3 separate regions of the Mus musculus genome follow, and regions 1 and 2 are each linked to region 3. The links are chromatin loops, found by intact Hi-C in ENCODE. Cell type or tissue: heart. All regions are shown on one strand.

What was found. A loop is a pair of places that touch in the nucleus more often than their neighbours do. Peaks named below come from ENCODE experiments on the same cell type or tissue, not always from the same donor. Only the 100,000 strongest peaks of a DNase experiment are listed, where the experiment ranks them.
Region 1: it touches region 3 in a loop (9-fold over the local background); 20 of 42 quality-filtered maps call a loop at or near these places.
Region 2: it touches region 3 in a loop (2.4-fold over the local background); 2 of 42 quality-filtered maps call a loop at or near these places.

The regions. Positions count from the first base shown.
Region 1 is chr14:70,094,550-70,099,549 of GRCm38, forward strand. No RefSeq gene overlaps it. Among named protein-coding and RNA genes, the nearest start is that of Bin3, 3.0 kb to the right of the region's middle. In heart, a CTCF peak has its summit at 2,011 (motif pointing left); DNase peaks (open chromatin) are centred at 1,682 and 1,962; H3K4me3 peaks cover 448 bases; H3K27ac peaks cover 349 bases.
Region 2 is chr14:70,117,326-70,122,325 of GRCm38, forward strand. It overlaps Bin3 (bridging integrator 3), which reads left to right. Exons shown (of 9, transcript NM_021328.4): 2 at 1,279-1,327. Among named protein-coding and RNA genes, the nearest start is that of Bin3, 20 kb to the left of the region's middle. In heart, a CTCF peak has its summit at 2,318; DNase peaks (open chromatin) are centred at 2,366 and 4,466.
Region 3 is chr14:70,019,659-70,024,658 of GRCm38, forward strand. The region is part of intron 4 of Pebp4 (phosphatidylethanolamine binding protein 4); the gene reads left to right. All of the region lies in intron 3 of Gm33524 (a long non-coding RNA gene), which reads right to left. Among named protein-coding and RNA genes, the nearest start is that of Gm41198, 27 kb to the left of the region's middle. In heart, a CTCF peak has its summit at 1,977 (motif pointing right); DNase peaks (open chromatin) are centred at 703, 1,713, 1,843, 3,753 and 2 weaker places; H3K27ac peaks cover 2,848 bases.

The DNA.
Region 1 (5,000 bases), 75 kb after region 3:
TTTAGTCAGTGCATGTCCTCATGGTCAAGTCTATAGCCTTAGATAATCAATTTAATCTCAGTTTCCCCCATCTTTATAAAAAGGGAATAGAAGAAACGCATTGCTGAACCACTATGCATGGTATATTATCTAATATATAGAGAATGACTTGGTTGCCTGCTGCTACCAAGACTCCCCAATGGTAATTATGGTTATTGGGAACTGTAGAAGGCTCAGCAAGGGTGCAAAGCTTTCATATACCAGACTAAAGACACTCGGAAAAGCAAAACCAGGAGAGATTCCTAGACACTGCCTGGTAACACAGTGGTTCTCCACCTGTAGGTCGTGACCCCTGCAGGTCAAACAACCCTTTCACAGGGGTCACATATCAGGTATCTTACATATCAGATATTTACATAATATAATAGTAATAAACATAACAGTAGCAAAACTACAGTTATAAAGTAGCAGCAAAGATAATTTTATGGCTTGGGGGCGCGGTGGTGGTCACTGGAACATGAGGAACTATATAAAATGGTCACAGCTTTAGAAAGGTTGAGAATAACTGTTCTAAGAAAACCTGCTTCTGTCTCTTTCAACCCTATTCATTCCAAAGCAGTGCCTTGTAAGTTCTGGAGGCCAGAGGATACCTAACGCTTGTGGATGTTAACCGTCCAAAACCGAATCCGTCTTTGCAATGACTGTGTAACCGAAACCCTGCTCCTGGGGGAAGTTGAATAAACGCCCTGTTTCTGCCTTTTCCAGTATTTTTAGCATTTAAAATGGTGTGTAGCCAAGTGTTTAAAATTCTTCACACAAGTGTCCATGGCCCTACTATGTGAAAGGCCACTCAAAGCCACTTCTTTCCGAATGGGAGGGATGGGCTACAAATCTACGCCAAGAGGCCAGGATTCCCAAAGTCAGCCCTTACCACAAGGCCCAAAGCTGCTCCCCTGGACCAATAGGCCAGAGCAGGAGAATGTCCTAGCCCTATAGCTTCTCAGCAACAAGGCAGGAGCAGAAAAAAGTTCAGGTAAAATCAGCCAAACACAGTAGATACTGCTCTTGGGGGGTGGGGGTGGGGGGTTGCTGCTGGTCCAGAGAATAGTGTGTGAGTGCTGCCTCTTCCAACAGCAAATTCCAGCTCTGGATGAAGGCCTCAGAGCCCCATCCAGGAACAGTTAGTCTTACTGTGTGTCACCTTAACAGCATTCCCACCAGGGTCCCCACCTCAGAAGTCCTGTCTTTATTGGTTTACCTCCAGCTTCCATTCCCAGTATACACTGGACCTACCTGGGGAAGTAGGCCTCTCAGGGCCAGCTGGCCATGGCTTAATACCCTTGAGATAGCTGTGTACAGTGAGAACCTACAGCTGTGGGTTGAGCCCTACCTCAGGGGTCTCCCCTGCTTTCATCTGGCACCTCTCACCCCAGTGCCTGGGGATCATCCAGAAGCGATTGTTTTGCTCCTGATCTCTCTCTCTCTCTCTCTCTCTCTCTCTCTCTCTCTCTCTCTGTCTCTCTCTCTCCTCCCCTCCCCCTCCCCCCTCCCTCTCTCTTTCCTCTCTCTCACTCACTCACTCATCTCTTCCCTGGGCCTGTGAGCTAATTGGAGAGAAGGAGGGGGAGGAGGGGGACGCTGCTCGCCTTCCCCGTTATCTGCAGCAATCCGGGGTGACTAATGCTCCCAGTTGGTGAAAAGGCAGTGTAATCAAAACACTTTTTTTTTAGTCCTTAAACTTAGTCATTCTTCCAGAGTGGAGGAAGGGGGGGGGGAGCCCACAGCAAAGCACCATGAAATGCAAGCTGAGAGGCTCCCACTGCTGGGTGGAATCAAAGCATTGGCTGGAGGAGGGGGGGCTTCCTGCAGATCTAAAGTCTGAAGCCCTACTCCTTGATACCCTGGCTAAACTTCCTCTGCACCCTTGTTTGCCCTGGCTTCCCTTGACATCTGGATTATGGGCTCCCTGAAGGTCTTCCAGGCTGAGTCAGGAGGTGCCCTTTGCTCTCACCCTACCAGGTGCTGCCATCTGCTGGTGCCAGCTTGCCAAAGGGCAGGAAGCATATTAAAGTGCTCTTGGTTAGGGGCTTTGGTAATGGGCTCGCCCTTCAGTACTGACACTCCTTCTGGCTCCAAATGCAAGTCTGGGAGCCCACTGTACCTTGACAGAGCTAAAGACAGTCAGAGGTGGTAAGAACTTTGGAACTCATTAAGGAGAGGTGATATGCTCAAGTGGTTAAAGAAGCAGAAAAAGAGCTAGGATGCCCAGGTTGGAATTCTCCTTCATCACTCCATGGCTGTGCTTCATACCTGTAAGATGACAACAGTGACAGCATCACCTACCTCACAGCATTGTTATATATTGGTCACCTAGAATAATATATGGCATGGCTTGCATAGTTGATTATTAACTATTTGTCAAAATAACAAAATAAGACAGCACACATACCATCTTAACCCCTTTGCTCATTCATAGCAGACATTACTAATCCATCACTGTATGTCTTCACCAGACTCACAGAGTGAGTCTCCAGAATCCTCAATATAGTATTCAAGGCAGCTAATAATAAACAATCAAAATTGGCATATGGTGTGACACTCATTTGTCAAACCTGATTTAGACTGGAGTCTTTACATTGTGGTCAAGGAAGATAAAGCCCATTGGAAGAAAGTAGTAGCTCTCAACCCCTTGGAAGCAGAGTCAAGGCCTAGTGGGTATTCCTAGTCCATATTGTTGTTTGTCAGCCTGGTTTCAGATATGACCCTTCACTCTGACTTTTAAGTAGTCAATGTGGGCCTCCCATCCTCCATAAATTTTTACTCTGACACCTTTGTCTTCTGCCACCTTTGCTTGCCATTCCATGCCCTTGGCTCTTGAATTCTCAGGGAACCCTGATTTAGTGGTACCCTTCTAAGCAAGTGAAAAGCATGGTGAAGCAAGACGAGGAATCCATGGAGAACATTGAAAGTCTGGATCTTGGTCTATTTCAGGAGCCTCTCAGGGCTTCCTGAAAGAGTTAGCCAGCCCTAAACTTCATATGGGAAAGCCTGGGACAAAGCAAGATGTAACATATTCTGAGACAAGGCCCCATGGGGAGCATTTGTGCATAAGTTTCTGAGTTAAAGACTCTGGGGAAGAGGTCAGGGGAACAGTAGATCAGTTCTTCAATAGCTTTGTTCATCAAATAGACCCCTGCCATCTGCCATCTGGGGAAGAAGCAATGATTACTAACTAGGCTTGCAGTCGGGAGCATCACCTCTACCTGAAGCCCTTCCAACTCCCAGCCTCTACTTCTAAACTGACCCTGTTCCTTTCCATCCCCAAAGAGGCATGATCAGCCTGCATTGTACTGCCCTTTGGTTATAGAAAGGCAAGATATAGCTTCCAGTCCTGCAGACCATGTATGCTAGATGTGTGCATGCTACCTCACAGGGAAGTTCACAGAGAGAAGCTTCAAGGTATACACAACCCTAAACCTAAGGCCCTACTTGCTGAAAGGAAGGAAGGCTATGTTAACCTCAGAGACCTCCAGACACTTCCCAGGCAAACCCTAGGAAGCCAGCATTCTCCCCAGTATCCTAGAAGACCCTGCTGATTATGTTAAAGTCTGAGGTGGGCAATAAACAAACAGCCCCAGTTAGGCCTCAGCTCTCCCTGAAGATTCAGATTTAGCTTCACCCTCAGACATCAACAATTGCTCAGACCTGCTCGTTTCTCTGGGCTTGCCTCTCTGTTCCAAGGTCTTTCTTCTCTGTCCCATTTCCCAAGAGCCTCTAGATCAGTGGTTCTCAAGCTATGATGGGTCATGACCCGTTTACAGGTCCTGCACATCAGACATTCACATTACAATTCATAACAGTAGCAAAATTACAGTTTTGAAATAGCAACAAAGATAATTTTATGGTTGGGGGTCACCAAAACGTGAGGAACTATATTAAAGGGTTGAAGCTCTAGGGAGGTTGAGAACTAATATAACAGTGCACTTGGAAATTGACTGAGAGGGGATTCATCAGCAGTATTATCCATCCCCACTTCTGATAGATGAGGAGTCAAGGCCCAGAGAAGGGACATGATTTTTGTGAAATTGATCATGCTGCCAAAGATGGGACTAGAGCCCTGAGTTCTTCCCTTGGTCCAGATCTCATCCATTCTTGTCCTGCAAAATGTGTCAGCTACTCCAACCAACAGCCCCCAAACAGACTTCTCTCGATATACACAGTCCTAGGCTAGAACTTTTGAAAATATTGCTCACCACAGACGATGTCTGAGGGAGGCTGAGTATGGGGCAGGGGGAAATGGGGCAGAGCCATCCACAAGTGCTGGAACACCAAGAGACTCACAATCACACAGTGTTTCCATTCATCTCACCCCATACAAAGCTGCAAGACTCTCCCAACCCATGCTCTCTGCCTCAGCTGTTTGTCAAGGATTCTGGGTCTTCTATTCTCTTCAAGACCACTCCTTTGCTCCTGCTTACTTATTTCCTGAAGAAATAGCATGGTGATGGTCTGTGACATGTCTTGAGGGAGCCACCTCCTATTGGAAAGCCTTTTTAAAACTAAAAGCCATCCCTTGTTCCTCCTCCTCTGAGCCCCTGGGCCCTGGGAATTTGGGACACGTTGTATATACCTCTGCTCTAGGTCATAGGGACTTAGCTGCTCCCCTGGCTGTGCCTACAACCCTCCAGGTACATTTGAAGAAAGCGAAGTCCTAGAGAGGTCAGGAGAGAGGATTGGAACGGTTCTCTCTGCTTGAGTTTCTGGCTTCTAAAGCAGGAACTTGGGCAGAGAAACTCGGTTCAGCGTATAACTCTAGGTAGTTTGTGGTACACTGGGGCTCTGAATTCTGAGGCCCAATGCAAGCTGTTTGCTTAGATCTTATTCTTCTAAAACCCCATGCACAGCTCCAGGGGCCCCTAACAGCCTGTCCAGCAACTTGTTAGGATTTTTCCTAACATTGCCGAGGCCTTCTACTCCTGTTGTTGTTGTTTTGTTTGCTAGGCTTTGGTGTATTGTTTTCT
Region 2 (5,000 bases), 98 kb after region 3:
CCCTCAACCAGATCGCTGTCTGGGGGTTATTATCGGTGGTTAATTATACTGTTGGGGTTAGCACAGTGTTGGTCAGCTTGGGCCAGGTGGAGGCGGGTGTGGGAGAATGGCTAAAGGGAAGGATGGGAGTGGAGCCTAAGAGTTGGTGATAACAGCACTGGCACATTGGTCTGTCAGAGGGGCTGCTTTGGACTTCTTCCCGGAGCTGGCCCCTAGATTCACTTCCCATGTGGAGACAGGAAAGGTAGGGGAGACACATTACCACTTCTGTTACCACTGGTATGAACCATGTTAAATGTCCACCCCTGGCCAACAACAGGGTCCATGTTGTCAGGACCTCAAAGACATCTTTCAGTTGCCTGTGTCAATCCACTCACTCCTGAGAGCCGGAAAGGGTTCAAGCAGCCTCTTGGGCCTTAGGGTATCCTGCTAAAGTAGGTGGAAGCTGGGCTATGGCTCCCCTTCTGAGCCCTACCCCCAAGATCTTGTTAGGTCTACCTACTTCTAGATGAGCATGGGAACCTGGTAAGCAGCGTCTTAGCAAGTTCAAGGCAGGCGTAGGCAGATTCTTTACCAAGTAAGCCACTTTTGATCTCATCTGTTTTTAACTAGTCATAAATGTTTCTTAGTATGTCATCTCCTGTTAGCATGCCCAGAAACCTCACAAGATACGTTGTAGCCCCTATGGGGAAACTGAGTACCTTCTCTTATAGAGGATGAGGGATGTTGTGGGCTTTTTCAAGGATGTGTCTTTAAGAATAGGGAGGCATAGGGCTGGTGAGATGGCTCAGTGGGTAAGAGCACCCGACTGCTCTTCCGAAGGTCCAGAGTTCAAATCCCAGCAACCACATGGTGGCTCACAACCATCTGTAATGAGATCTGACTCCCTCTTCTGGAATGTCTGAAGACAGCTACAGTGTACTTACATATAATAAATAAATAAATCTTTAAAAAAAAAAAAAAAAAAAAAAAAGAATAGGGAGGCATGTTTCACACTTAGTATTTCCTCAAACAAGATTCTCAAGGTGTCTCCCTTCCCCCACTTTTCCCATGTGTTTAAGTGACACCGTTCATAGGAATGATGTTTTCGGCAGGCAGGAGTGACCAGGAGCCTGCATGGCACATGATCTGTCCCAGAACACAGCTGGGTGCTATTGGATCACATGTGCTCAGACCATGAGGACTAGGGGGCCAAGTGCTGATCCCCTGTGTGCATCCATTCCTCCAGCCCAGCCTACCCCATGTCTCACATCATCTCTCTGTCTCTTCCTCTTACAGGATTCCATTTAAGATCGGGCAGCCCAAGAAGCAGATTGTTTCCAAAACAGTGAGTAACCTTATGCCCTGAGACTCAACTGTACCCCACATGACCTGTGCGTGGAACCTCCGCCTTCCGGTCTTTCCTCTCGGTACTGGAGATTGAACATGCGTTGTGCATACTAGACAAATGCTCTGTTGGTGAGCTGCCCTCCCAGGGCAGAACCCGAGCATTGAAAGTGCACATGTGGGGCTGGAGGGTCAGAACCCTGAGCCATGTTCCCAGTCATTGGTTGTGGAACCTGAGGTCACAGGGGCCTCCTGTCCTGGGTCCTGTTGGTTGTTTCCCCAACTTTGGACAGCTGTAGATCCTCGCCACCCAAGCACCCTGTCCTGGGAGAGCTCTGGAGCATAGGCATAATACACACTTCCCCTTGCACACACACCTCAACAGTGCCAAAGGCCTTTCTTTCTGGCTACCTCAACAGCATAAAAGACCAGGCAGGTTCTCCAGGTAGCCTACTTCTTGTTGTTTTGCAGTGGTAATCCCTTTGAACCCATGATATTTATTGCTGTTTTATGTCTGAAGTGGGAAAGGAAGAGCCACAGATCCCATTAGAGCTGGAAGCCCATGGACCTCGTCTGCCCTCACCATCTGGTTTTTCCATAGCGTGGTGGAGACATTGTTAGATCTGACAGTCCTCTCCTGGAGAGCTGGAGTTAGCACTTGGTCTGTGGCCCTGCTCACTCCGTCTGCTTTGCTTTGCACTGTTCCCACTCTGTAGCCCTGTCTGTCTAGAGTGACCTCCTCAGCTCCTCACACACAAACGAGGCTTCGGGTTTGAACAGGAGTGATCCTACATGTGGAGACCAAACTCCGTGATGACAGCTCAGGTCCCAGCACTGCCCATGCAGTAGAGGCCCCTGTGTCCATCCTCTGAGGTCCTAGTCTCCCCGCTTCTCTCCTTGGCTCAGCCACCGGAGCTAGAGGGAAGATCCTGTTTTGGCTTGGCAGGAAGTTCAGCACATCTGACCAATGTCTCCATCTTCAGGAAGTCCAAAGTTAGGTCACAGGAAAAAAGCTGGGCTCAACTTAAAAGAGTCGCCCTCGGCCTCATGCAATGGCAGGTTGTAACAGACTCAGTGTCGCCTCCACAGCTGACCATCTGTGGAGCCTCTCTGCTAAGACTCAGAAAGTCTGGGTCTACAAATTCTGGGCTCCAAGAAGTGGGAGGGTGTGGCTTTAAGCCTCCAGAGAGTAATCTCGGAAGATCCAAAGAAAAGTGGTTTTGAAAAGGGTCTTTCTCCCCCTTTGTTCACAACCACAAACAAGAAGACAGAAATCCCTCCCTCCACCAAGACTTTCATCTTTCATCGATGGGGCTTTGATCCCACAGAACAGGACGGGCTACAGTGCACTTTCCAGCTCCTTGCCAGAGTCTGTTGGTGGAAAGGTCTTGGTTCCCGGGGGTACTTTTTTAGAGAAGGAATTATTTATTTTGGCTTATGGTTCCAGGGGTCTCAGTCCACATGGTAGGGGATCCTAGATCCTTTACTTTGAGGAATTGCAAAGACTTCCAGGGAAAATCAAATCTTCCCACACCCCCCACCCTGCCTCAGAGCTTCCCTTCTCCCCTCCCTACACGCCCGTCTAATTCCTTGCTAGAGACTTGTCATCCTTTAGTCTGTGATGTCCCTTCCCCCCACATTGGGCAAATATGCAGTAAGTGTTAGGGAGCCAGGTAAGAGACCGACTTCCTGAACTCCTGCCTGGCTCTGCCTCTGGGATCTGAGACTTTTGGCCCGTGCCTTAGCCTCTTCAAGCCTTAGTTTTCCCATGTGTAAGGTAAGAATAACCCTAGTACCTATGTCACACGAATGAAGAGTCTCACCCAAACCAGCACAGATCGGGCACTTAGTCCATGTCTGCTCTATAAGAAGCCCTCATTGACAGCTGGCTTGGCTTCCTCCAAAGCCATCAAGGGCTCAGCTTGTCCCAGCAGCTCCATCCCCCAGTACAATGGAGTTGTAGGCTAGGCCTTTGATCTTTCACCAGCAGTCAAAGCTGAGGGGTGGCTTAGAATGGAGTTTTTGTCTGCACAACCTGTTTCCGTCAGTTCCTTGGGGTTGTTTAAGCATAGGTAGCAGGACCCTGGCTTTTCTGGATGGAGTCTTGCTCACCTCTCTACCCCTAACACAGGCTTGGGCTGTGCAGATGTCTCCAGATCTCTGGCAGCTGTCCCCGGACACTGCTGACACACTTTGGGATAGGAGTGGATGCGGCTGCCCAGGTTATTGGAAGTCATGGCAGCCCTGTCATGGGAAGAAATAAATGTTCATGAATTTTCAGGTTTTTGGCTCAGGGTGCCCAGCTTCCAGCCACAAAGAAAACATTGTCTTTGCTCTTACTGCTTGCCTGTGCTCAGTTTACCAACATGCAATCCGTGATTGTTGAGGCTGTAGCAGGAATGGCATGTTCTCTGCAGGGCTGATCATTGGCTCTGAGACCAGGACCGCAGCTTCCACCTCTGGACTCAACTTTTGTCAGTTCTCTCTGGAGCCTCAGAGCATCTTAACATGAAGAGAGAACACAGACATAGACATAGAAACACACATCATATCACATAACAGACACACACACATACATATACATACACACACACACAGACACACACATATATACATACTTGCCACACATGTGTATACACATACCACATGCAGTTGCTTATATATCACATGTACATACACACACACAGTTTCCCATGTCCTCCAAGCAAGGATTCCCTAGGTCTTGTGTACATAGGAAACAAAAGCCTAGGTTCCTAACTAGGTAGGGTCCTTACAAAACCAAGGCAGACAAGTGGCCATGTTGAGCCTCTCCAACAGAAGTAAATGTCAGACTGGCTTCTCTAGTCCTATTCAGCCCTGGAGCATAGTGAAGGGGAGGTGCAGTCCACCCTTGCATGGTGGCTCTCAGTGCCTTCTCTGCCTCACTTTGACCTGACACCTTAGCCCTGGCATCAGAGCCCCAGCCCTGCCTGCGGCCTCCTTTTCCCTTTCCCAGGAATTTGGGTTTGGAAGGAACTCATCTTGTTCACTCACTTGGCAAGTGCTGAGCTCACGCGGGACAGACTGGCCTGGGCATTGCCCTTGCACCCTGGGCCCAGGAGAATGTAGGGAGCTTCCTCTGGGCCTTAATTCTTCCCATTGCTGCCTCCAGCAGCCTGGCCCAGCCCAGTCCCCTGACAGTGTGCGCACATGTGTTTACACTTGCATTGTTGACTGGCCTCCAGTTGCCTTTTGGCAAAGGCATCAAGCATTCAGAAATGTTCAGATCTTTTCCACTTAGCCCTTTCCCTCAGAAGACATGTACCTTGGAATGTGCCTTCAATGGGTCTCTTTATTCTATCAGCCATCATCTGAGGGCCTGGAATTCTGGTCCTACCCGAAAGTAGCTCTGTCTCCTGGGGGGAACGATGTGGGACCCTTGACCATGGCTCCTGGAAGCAGGGGAGGTGGTGTTTCCTGTGAGACAGCCTTGAGGAGCATCAAGCAGGAGCATGTGCCCACCCCAGGATGAGACTGAGCTTCTCCTCCCCCCCCCAGCCCCCCCAGCCCCCCCCCCAGGAACTCTACCTGGCTGGGAGCTCCAAGGCCCCTCTGTACAAGTCCAAGCAGTCCCCAGCCAGGCAGACCAGGTGCTCTCTGACATCCCACACACAGCAGCACACTCAGGCATTGCA
Region 3 (5,000 bases):
ACACACACACACACACACACGGTGTCTAGCAGAGGAAATAGACTGGGGGAGAGGCGGGAGGGGTAGGGGGACAGCAGCTGTGTCCCTCTGTGCGGGCTTTCTGGTTAAGGATGAAACAGTTCACACAGTCTCCTTTGTGAGTTAGCATTCCCACTCTGTGTGAAAAAGCAGGGACAGATGAGTAACCGAGAGGTCACCCTACCAGGGTCTGCTGACCCAAAGGCCAGCTTTTGCCCATCACACCAGACTGCTCTGACCCCCCACCCCAGAGCCTCCAGGGAGGGAAGCAGGCGGGCAGGCAGGTTCCAAGGCTACCCCTGCTTTCCATAACACTTGAATTTCTGTGCATCTCAGATTTCCCTTTCCAACACCACTCCAACTCTCCTGGAGTTGTTTCAGCCTCTGAATCATTCCCTCCCCCCACCACACACACCAGGAGGAGCACCCCTCCCCCAATATTCAAGATCTGGGGGGGGGTGATTTTGATTCCTAACCATCAAGCTAAGTGACTGTACTAAAGGACAGAAAAGACCAACTTCAGTCCTGACTAGCTGTGTGACTGAGGGCGGGTCTCTGTGCCTCTCTGTGCCGGCCTTTGATTCCCTGGGAATCAGAAGTCAGAATCTCCACCACTCCCAGGTCTTAAGGGATCTGGGAGAGCGAATGAGGTCATGTCTATGAGCCGCCCAACGGAAGGAAGTCGAAGGACTAGCACAAGGCTGCATTATCTTCTGGAGTTGGCAGGGCCATTGCTGCAAAGTTGCTGGGACTGGGAATGTCTCAAGGGCCTCAGAACCAGTCCTGGGAATGCCACAGGGAAGTGGTGTGTCACGACAGAGCGGGGGGGGGGGGGGGGGGGGGCTCTGAGATGTGAGATCAAGTCCTAGCTCCGGTGGGTGCTTAACAGCTTCGGGAGACCACACGATCTCTTTCGGGCTCGGCTCTCTCACCTATAAAATGAGACTAACCCAAGCCCCGGATGATTCTTCGGTAAAGGAGTAAACAAAATGAGCCCTGGCATACAGTGGGCATACTTGCTGTGGCCAGTACCCTGGGACTGTCACAGAGAATAACTTGCCGTATCTCTCCGTGAGCTGTCTCCTCATATAAGCCAACACGTGCTGCTGTTTTCTGAAGCACAGCCTTCTGGGGTAGAAAGAGGGCTGAGTGCTCCACACGTCTGCTTTGGACCAAGAAAAGAAAGAACAACAGCGGTAAGCATAGGTCCCTAGAACAACAGCGGTGTGCATAGGTCCCTGGCATCATCCAGGAAGCCTGAAACGTACACAGCCAGGAGTCCAAGGTCAGAAGCCTTGGGGTGGCCCTTCCACCCTGAGTCACGGTGAGACTTGGCCACTGAGTTCTGAGCCCAACACTCTCAACCTTTGCAAGTCAAAGCTCTCAGCCTGGACGCCTGCTTTTCTTGGTCACTGTCACTCAAGAACAGATGACAGACCTCAGTGAGCTGTCAGGCAGACGGGTCTCCAGACAGATAGGCGAACTCTTGTTCTGTGGCCTCCTTTATAGATGCAGGGAAACACACAGTGGGAGTGGGGCTGGATGCTCGCCTCCCTAACTACCCAGATCTAGGTGACTTCCGGGCAGAGTTTACATTTGGGGAGCTGAGACCAGTGGAGAGGAAATCTATCCAGCAGAGGGTGTGAGGACCCGTCAGCGACTGGCTGAGCCCTCTGAAGCTAACAACAAGGCTGCAGAGCCAATCTGGCAGAGACTGTCTGAATTAGTCACCGGTTTTGATGAGGAGGTAAACCGATTACATAACAGTCTCTCTCTCTCTCTCTCTCTCTCTCTCTCTCTCTCTCTCTGTCCTCCAAAAGACTCTCCAGAGCCGGGGCTCTACTCTTTCCCTCTGGCCATGAAGGGGCTCAGGGCCAGGGAGGGTCACATACCAGAGCCCAGGGGCTAAGGTTTAGGCAGGAACCCTCCCCAGGCCTGCTCCAGCCCCACGGGGCCAGAAGGAGGCGCCCGCAGCTCACCTCCTGCCTGCAGCTTGCCACCCTGTTTCCAAAGCAATCCCACGCTAGTCTTGCAACCTGCTGGCTCTCAGGCTCTAGGTGTTAGCCTGGAAGATGCCCCAAACAAGGAGGTAGAGATTTCTCAGTTGCCAGAAACTCCTGGGCCCCTGAGTTATTCCAGGCCCCCTTCCCCTGCCAAATGTGTCATGATTCATTGTTACAAAAATGAATACCAATCGGCGCTGAGCCAGCACCGTTTGCTGTACCCCTGTGGAGGGACTGCAGAGGTAGGGGGGCACTGGAGGGCACACCTGTGCAGCAACAACAGCTGCTTGGAATCCAGATGCTTATCTTCTGGAAAGAGCAAACCTGGCAAACACAGGCTCGCGCCTCTGGCTCCGTGTCCTGTCATGAGTGAGATCTGGCCTCTAGGTAGAGGTCAAGTTCATTGGTTTCTAAGTGATGCCTAGGATGGGACCAGTGTGTATGACTGGGATCTTCCTGTAGCTTTGCTCACCTCCTGCACAAGGCTGCATAAAGAACAATATGTGTTTAACAATATGAATAATGGGTGATGATGAAGGTGATGACTGTGGTGATATCAGAACGGGGATATGAGTGTCCTGTTTAACCCCAAGTCCTAGGGACTTCAGCTCTGCCTGACTTCCTATTGGTGCTTCTGTTGCACTCACCAGACAACTGAGAAACCGAAGCAAGAGTCTGAGAAACTGTAGGAATCACACTGACCTCCTGACCCCACACAGGACTAAGCTCCATCAGTCCAGAAAGAGGAGTCACCATTACACAAGTGGAGGATGAGTTGAGCACTCAGCAAGTGACGTCAGCACCTCTTGAGTCTTCCTCCTTTTTTCTCAAGCCTGGGTGAAGGCAGAGTGCCCAGCCCAACCACACAGGAGACAGTAACAACCTTCAAAGGCTGCGTTCCCACCACCACCCTACCAGATTCCAAGATGGAAGAGTTTGGAGGGGTCTTGGGGGGTCCGCTAGTCTAGCCTCCCATTGTACAGATGAGAATGCAGAGGCTCAAAGAAAATGTGGGTGCCCAGCAAGAGTGGCCCCAGCCCAGTTTTATTCACACAGTGGAAACCAGAGAAGGTGGCAGAAGATAGATGCAGGGTAATCTCTCAGCTACCAAGCCGGCTGAGGTCTGTCTGACTACATGCCTCTCCAGCTCCAAACCAGACAGGCAACAGTTTTGAACAGAAGAACGGACAATCACCCCATGGAGGCCACACAGATGGCCGTGAGGACAAGTCAGTAGCTACAGTTTCTAGAACAATGAGCCTTTCCTCTCTGCCCTGCTCCTGAGAACTTAGCAAAAAAGGCTAACTTACCCCCTAAGCCTGAGGGTAAATTCCCCAGGAGAAGTCTGATCCTGCTTCTATCTCTCGAAGATCTCTCCCAGGTGTCTATTTGGGATAAGCTTCCTGGCAGAACCTGAAGCTAATTAGAGGAAATTTCATGCTAGTTTAGGCCACGAAACCATTTATTCATTCAACGAACTTCGGCTTTGCCCCTTGTCTCTACCCTCTCTCCATTGCTTAGCAACGTTCTTAGTTTCCATCTGAACACACACACACACACACACACACACACACACACACACTCCCCAGCTTCCAGCCCCAGCCTCTCTCTTGGCCTTTTTTTCTCCCATCATTTTCCCCATCTGGGACCCAAACCCAGCCCACACTCAGCAGAGAGGCTGTAGGAGGGGCCCTGCCAAACTCACTCCCAGACAGATGTGCTCTGTTCCCTGCACAGCTGTCCAGGCCTGTCCATCTGTGCTCACTTCCTGCCTCCCTGCTCCAGCCCCTCACACTTCCCACGCCAGGGTGGGAAAGTCTAGTCCAGATTTTCTTCTTCCCAATCCAAAAGCCGTCAAGTGGCCACTCGCACAGTGTAGCCGAGAGGCCTTGGTTCCTGCCCTCCCCAGGCCCCCAGGAAGAGCAATGGCCTAGGAGACTCCAGCAAGTCCGAATCTTTCCTGAACTTCCTCAACTTCAAAGCCCTGGCAGCTGCTCAGGACCCACCTGGCTCTAAAGTCCTCCCTCCCAGCATTCTTTGTTCACACGAAACACACTGATATTAATACTGATAGGATTTCATTATTTTCTCAAGCCTAAGAAGTCCACTTCTGGCAGGCACCTAAAAGAGGTAAACCTTACTTTCTAAAAAAGCTTGAGGACTGGGGAGGTGGGCCCACTGGTAAAGTGCTTATTGCACAAGCGTGAAGACCGGTCTTTGATTCCCCAGCCTTCACATATAATCTGAATGTCATGGAATACCCTTGTAGTCCCTGCATGGGGAGGCAGAGACAGGCAGATCCCTGGGGCTCTCTTGTCAACTAGCCTACTCTAACCAGTAAGCCCCAGGTCCTAGTGAGAGTCCCTGTCTCGGAACACAAAACAGAACTAGGGAGATGGCTCAGCTGGTAAATTGTCAGGACTGGAGTTAGGATGTCCAGAACCCAGGTAAACACAGGCAGACCTAGTGGCTGCTTGTAGTCACAGCACTCAGGGGGCAGAGACAGGACATCGCTGGGGCAAGCTGACTAGCTATACTCACCAGAACTGAGGAGCTCTGGGTTCAAGGAGAGATTCTGCCTCAATAAATAAAAGTGATCTCAAGGTCACAGAGATGTCAGCTTCCACACATTCGGGTGCACACACTCACACATACATCTACACATCTATACACGCATGTGAACACACACAGAGGGAGCCACCGACTACATACACATTCACACTCTAAAAGAAACTAACATGGAATGTACACCCAAGGTTGTCCTCCACTTCCATTTACATGCACACTAATGAACACGCACGGGTGGTTGGTGCACAAAAACAACTGTCCCCGTCATGACTCCTGTGGAAACCCACGTGGCACCTCTGGCCTTGCTGCTGTGAGGTAGGGTCTGCTTGACTGAAAGGAAGCGGCAACTCTGGGACCCAGCTTGTTTCTAGGGTTCCCAGAGCTGTGTGCTGGCTCCTGAGCATGGGGTGC